Linked DNA regions of Homo sapiens: region 2 is linked to region 1. A link is an interaction called in ENCODE POLR2A ChIA-PET data of the cell type or tissue named here. Cell type or tissue: OCI-LY7. All regions are shown on one strand. Links, peaks and the distances in the headings refer to the core of each region. The heading gives the core; the rest is flanking DNA. Region 1 overlaps RIPK1 (receptor interacting serine/threonine kinase 1). Region 2 has its middle 5.8 kb from the start of TUBB2A.

Region 1 (2,908 bases), core at 251-2,750:
ACAGATTGGTTTTGACTTCTGAACCGTCATATAAATAGAATTACATAGTATGTATGCTTTTGTATAAGGCGACTTTCACTTATCACGTTTTTGCATTTCGTTCATGCGGTTTTCATTCATGTGTATCAGTAGTTCATTTTTATTGCTGAGTAGTATCCCATCGTGTTCATACACCAGTGTGTTCACTCATTCTCTTACTGATGGGCAGCTGTTTCCAGTTTGGAGCTATTATAAATAAAGTTGCTATGAACATTTTACAAGTGTTTTCCAACATACGTTTTCATTTCTCTTGGGATTGGAATTGCTGGGTCATAGTGCAGGTGTTTGTGGTTTTATAAACAAAATAAATGCCTATGAAATTTCAATGAATATTTTATGCCCCAGAAAGAGTATTTTTCATGGTCTGTATCTGGATGTAGATATTTATTATTTTATTTTATTTTAATTTTTTTGAGACAGAGTCTCACTTTGTTGCCCAAGCTGGAGTGCAGTGAGTGGCATGCGATCTCGGCTCACTGCAACCTCCGCCTCCCAAATTTAAGCAATTCTCCTGCCTCAGCCTCCTGAGTAGCTGGGATTAGAGGCGCGTGCCACCACGCCTGGCTGATTTTTGTATTTTTAGTAGAGACGGGGTTTCACCATGTTGGCCAGGCTGGTCTTGAACTCCTGACCTCGTGATCCGCCCGCCTCAGCCTCCCAAAGTGCTGGGATTACAGACGTGAGCCACGGCGCCCAGCCGGGATGTGGGTATTTCTGGAATACAAAACATCCATAGCCCTCCTTTTACTCTCAAAGCAAAACACAGACACGCACATTCACATGCACACACCAGTGTGTCCGTGTCCTGTTGGTTTGCATGGAGTTTCTGTTTTGCCACGAAGCTTTTTGCCAGCCCTTTTCCCAAAGTGTTTGTACCATTTTATACTCCCACCAGTGATGTTTGAGAGGTCTGGTTGCTTCACATGTTTGCCAGTGTTTGGTGTATTAGTCTTTTTAGTTTTGGATATCCTGGTAGTTGTGTAGTGGTGTCTCCTTGTGGTTCTCCATGGGTTTTTATTCTATATTTCAGTTTGGGGAAAATGAATGAATGGAAGAAAAGAAGGGAGGAAGGATGAAGCAAATAGCTGTGCTTTGAGATCTGACACTGTATACTTCACAGCCCTGATGGACATTCTCCAAATTCTACTCCTTTTTCACATTTTCTTCTTAGAGTTTGCATTGTTCTTTTTATATTCTTCAGATTCCTTCTTTTGTTCATAATTACTTAAACCTATTCATTTTCTAATGCCTTTCAGTTGTTAATTTACTGAAGTTCTTTGGTGCTTACTAGTGCTGCTTGCTGTAGCTGCAGGGTCTGTCTCACAGTGAATTTTTTCTTTTGTGTTTTATAATTTTGGAAAGGGAGCTCATGTTAAATTTGTATTTGTAGGAATTCTGTCTGGCCTGGCTTGAGGTTGTTGTTTGCTTTAGCCTATAACCTCAGGATGGCATCAGCCTGTGACCACTTCCTGTGTAAAAGTTCATAGTTTAGGCGATCCTCTCAATTCAAAGTCTGTATCTATTTCAAGACAGGCCCAAGGTTATAAATTTGCACAAACTTTTTTTTTTTTTTTTTAATACCTTGTGCCCAGTCCAAGACAAATATGTTTGTTTGCCATGGGCTGCTTTTTTTCTAGTTCATCCTTTCATCAAAGGGTTGCACATTGAGCAGTGCCGTGTTAAGGGGGGATTCTTCATTCTACCTTCTTTTCTTGTATTCCTTGACCTCAGCTGGGCTTTAAACCTTGACTTCTGGATGGCGAGGTTGGCACTCCCCTGTGTGAGCTACTGCCTGCCTCCGGTGCTCTGTTTCTGTCCCTAGAGTTCTTTTCCTTTCCACGGAGTTTTGGTATGCATTTCAATGAATGTTTGTATTATGTTGTCCAACATACTTGTGTCCTTTATAGCTGGAGGGTTCTTAAAATTTTCTAATGCTCCATATTGCCAGAAATAAAAAGGCTGAGGGAATAAATATTATAGTCTTCTCTGATTCTTAAAAATATGAAAAATAGCTCATCAGATGACTGTAAGTCTATCCTCAGAAATCCAAGGCACACCAAGCATGTGGTGGAATGTTAACAAAAGTTTTTAAAAATGATCTTTTCTGCCAGGTACAATGGCTCACACCTGTAATCTCAGCACTTTGGGAGGCTGAGGTGGGAGGATCCCTTGATCTTAGGAGTTTGAGACCAGCCTGGGCAACATAGTGAGATCCCCCGGCCCCCCCATCTCTACAAATAATTAAAAAATCAGCTGGTCACGGTGGGGTGCACCTGTGGTCCCAGCTACTCAAGGAGGCTGAGGGAGGAGGATTGCCTGAGCCCAGGAGGTCGAGGCTCCAGTGAGCTATGATTGTGCCACTGCACTCCAGCCTGACTGACAAAGTGAGACCCTGTCTCCAAAGGAGAAAAAAAAAAACATATATATATATATATATATATATATAGTCTTGCCCTGAGGTTTTCTCTCTGTTTTCTTTACAGGGTACAGCTCTGCCGGGGGGGGAAAAAGTGGTACCATTTTGGGCGTTCTTGAGCTTCAGAATGCAACCAGACATGTCCTTGAATGTCATTAAGATGAAATCCAGTGACTTCCTGGAGAGTGCAGAACTGGACAGCGGAGGCTTTGGGAAGGTGTCTCTGTGTTTCCACAGAACCCAGGGACTCATGATCATGAAAACAGTGTACAAGGGGCCCAACTGCATTGAGTGAGTAGGGAGCAGGGGTGGGTGGGCTAAGTTCTGAGCGGGATGGGGACGTTGGCTGTTGTGGAGCCGTTGGCTGCTGCGGAGCCGTTGGTGGGTAGAGTGAGAGGGAGCCTGCCAAGATGTCAGGGTGACGATGGCTCTTCGGATTGTTATTGTCGCTGA
Region 2 (2,908 bases), core at 213-2,712, 88 kb after region 1:
TTAGAAAGTACTAAAGAGCACAAGTGTATCCCCTGTTCTCGAGATTTTTTTAAATGCTTGATGTATTATATTCCTTTGTGTTTTTCCTATTCATGGGCTGTTTAGGTGTTTTTGTTCCTTTATAACTTTTTTTTTTTTGCCTTCAACATTAAGAGTGAAGAAATACTATATCTTCTTCTGCTATGACTTAGACATAATCTCACAAATTCTCAAAAATATGTAACCTACTCCCAACTGTCATTCTCCCCATAATCTGAGGTGTCCAGAGCATACCGAATTATCTACAGAGCAAACTCATCTCTGCTTCCCATGACTAAGGCCGTTTAGAGGACTCAGTGCCCTCCTGCCGCGTTCCCTGACTGTTGAAAAGCACAGGGCCTAGAGTTGATGGACTGGGTGCAAATCCTCACTGTCACTTCTTAGCTGTGTGACCTCGGCAAGTTACTTAACCTCTCTCTGCCTTAGTTGCCTCATCTGTAAAGTGACAGTAATAATAGTACCCGCTTCCTGGGGTTGTGATAAAGACTGAATGAATATGTGAAAGCACTCACAATACCACCTGCCCCACAGTGTTATATAAATATTAGCTATTATAACGGGTTAATCCCGTCCTCCCCCCACTCCCTCCCTCCCTCCCTTTTTTTCTCCCTCCTTCCCCTCCCTCCCTGGAGCTCTTCTGGAATCAGGACTCAACTCCAGAGCCACTTGCGAGGCTCCCATGCGGCGAGACTGCGGTCTCCGCTGGCCGCACGCTCTTCTGCATACAGCTCCGCACTACACTCCTCTCCCCTAATCCCGAGGCTGGCGCTGCAGAGTGAGCGAGCGCAGGATCGCTAAGCGCGAGCCGAGGCGCCATCGGAACACTCTTGCCCCCACCCAGACGTCGAGTCTGCAGGTCCAGGGCAGAGGGCGCTGGGCGGCGCCGGGAGGCGCGAGGCACCCGGGAGAGCCGGCTCCGTGGCTTCCTACTACCTGACCCCCTGACCACCTAGTTCTGGAGCCAGGCTTCTTCACCCTTCGCCAGGTCTGGGCTGCCAGGGACTCGGGGTGGGGCCGCCACGCTGCCTTCTCCTTCCGTCCGGAGCGCCGGGGCGCGCGACCCGCTCCGTTTCACGCTCTAGGCAAACGGTAGTTCGGGAAAGGCTGAGCTTCGCCCCCTCCCCGCGGTGAGAGCGCGGCGCGGCGGGGCGGGGCCTCCTGCGGGCGGGAGAGGCACCGGGGTCCAGGGGCCGCGGCGCAGGGGGAGGGCGGGGCTGTGCCCCCCGGAGGCCCTGCCCGCCCCGCCCCGCCCCGCCCCGCCCCAAGACCCGGGTTCCCCCTGGAGGCCGCCACCGCCCGTCCCTGCCCGTCGCCGGCAAGGCCTGAGCCTCTGTCTCAAGATCGGACGGCCTTTGCAGCGGGAGCACCAACCAACCCCACAAATTCATGAAATACTAGGCGGGAGATGCGCTCAAAATAGGACGTGCCTTTTGTTTTTTGTAGCTATAAGAGAATATCGAAGTACTTTTTTTTTTTTTTTTTTTTGAGATGGAGTCTTGGTCTGTCACCCAGGCTGGAGTGCGGTGGCGCAATTTGGGCTCACTGCAACCTCCGTCTCCGCCTAACAGCCCTGTCGTACAAAAATAACAATAGGGAACATCTGAATAGGGGGTGGGCTAATTTTGTTAAATTTACTTTTTGATGCCCCCACGTTTTGTTGCTAGTGTTAATGAAATGCCACCAATGGCTGGCTTAAATGTAGTGCTGCCAATGTATATATTCTGTGTCTCTTCTCAGTTAGGAAGAACATTTGTTACTTCCACTACCTAAAGTTTGCCCGGCATGGTCAGTTTTACCAGTAGTCACCACAAGCACACTGCTAATTAGTTTTCCAGACCTAAGGAAACGTTTGAGATCAGGATTGGGATGTGGGGGGTGTAGGGGGAGTAATGACCCCAAAATAAAAGGAAAATTGCAATAGTAAAATGAATGTTTATTTAAATGTCTACAGAATATATCATGTCAATTAGTCAAAGACAACTCAACTTTTATATTGTAATGTATAAATTATACTTAATGTAAAAAGTTAAAATAGAAAATGAAACATATCTAATATGATATGGGACAGTTCCTCCAAAAGAGTGCCAGCGACCTCCAGAGCTCGAGCTGGCTCCATTCATCACCCACTTTTAGTATCATTTTCTGGTTATCAAGAAATGAGTAGAAGTTTTTTTTGAGACCGAGTCTCACTGTGACCCCCAGGCTGGTACAATGGCTCGATCTCAGCTCATTGCAACCTCCACCTCCCGGGTTCAAGCTATTCTCCTGCTCCAGCCTCCCAAGTAGCTGGGACTATAGGCGCCCGCCACCACGCCCGGCTAATTTTTGTATTTTTAGTAGAGACAGGGTTTCACCATGTTGGCCAGGCTGGTCTTGAACTCCTGACCTCAAGTGATCTGCCTGCCTCGGCCTTCCAAAGTGCTGGGATTACAGGTGCGAGCCACTGCGCCCACCCAGAATTTTTTTAATAACTGAAAGAAAGAAGGAGATTAAGGAAGATGGAGACAAATATGCAGGAGAAACACCCTCTGAGGGCGATTTAACAGAGCAGCGAATGTGGAAAGGGGAAGGGGAGGTGCTTCTTGGGTGCCCAGTTTCCTTGGGAGGAACTTGGGTACGTGGTCAGGGGTTGTGGGCAGTTATTCCCCTCGCTGGCCCTCAGGGGGCTCACAGGCCAAGAGCAGCTTGGTTGTCGTACATGGGTTAGGGGAAGACGGGAGAGTTAGGGTGCATGATAAGATAGAGAGGCAATGTGCAACTGGATATTTCTATGTACTTGGCCTTTCAAAATTCAAAATTTGTTAACTCATGAATACTTGTATACTGACATAATGTACAGATGCCATTTAAGGTTGGATAGTTTTGTAAT

What was found. ChIA-PET counts read pairs that join two places held together with the same protein. Peaks named below come from ENCODE experiments on the same cell type or tissue, not always from the same donor. Only the 100,000 strongest peaks of a DNase experiment are listed, where the experiment ranks them.
Region 2: POLR2A ChIA-PET joins it to region 1 with 14 read pairs; 11 of 35 experiments call an interaction of 5 or more read pairs at or near these places.

What each region holds. Positions count from the first base shown.
Region 1 is chr6:3,074,242-3,077,149 of GRCh38, forward strand. RIPK1 (receptor interacting serine/threonine kinase 1) reads left to right here. Exons shown (of 11, transcript NM_001354930.2): 2 at 2,523-2,746. The coding sequence starts at 2,583. Among named protein-coding and RNA genes, the nearest start is that of RIPK1, 7.2 kb to the left of the region's middle. In OCI-LY7, for the core only: no CTCF peak of the experiment used is centred there; a DNase peak (open chromatin) is centred at 1,510; H3K4me3 peaks cover 1,422 bases; H3K27ac peaks cover 1,468 bases.
Region 2 is chr6:3,161,891-3,164,798 of GRCh38, forward strand. No RefSeq gene overlaps it. Among named protein-coding and RNA genes, the nearest start is that of TUBB2A, 5.8 kb to the left of the region's middle. RefSeq lists a cis regulatory region at 624-1,516, an enhancer at 682-1,492 and silencers at 767-1,156, 1,247-1,306. In OCI-LY7, for the core only: CTCF peaks have their summits at 796, 1,003, 1,571 and 1,791; DNase peaks (open chromatin) are centred at 482, 851 and 1,241; H3K4me3 peaks cover 2,027 bases; H3K27ac peaks cover 1,512 bases.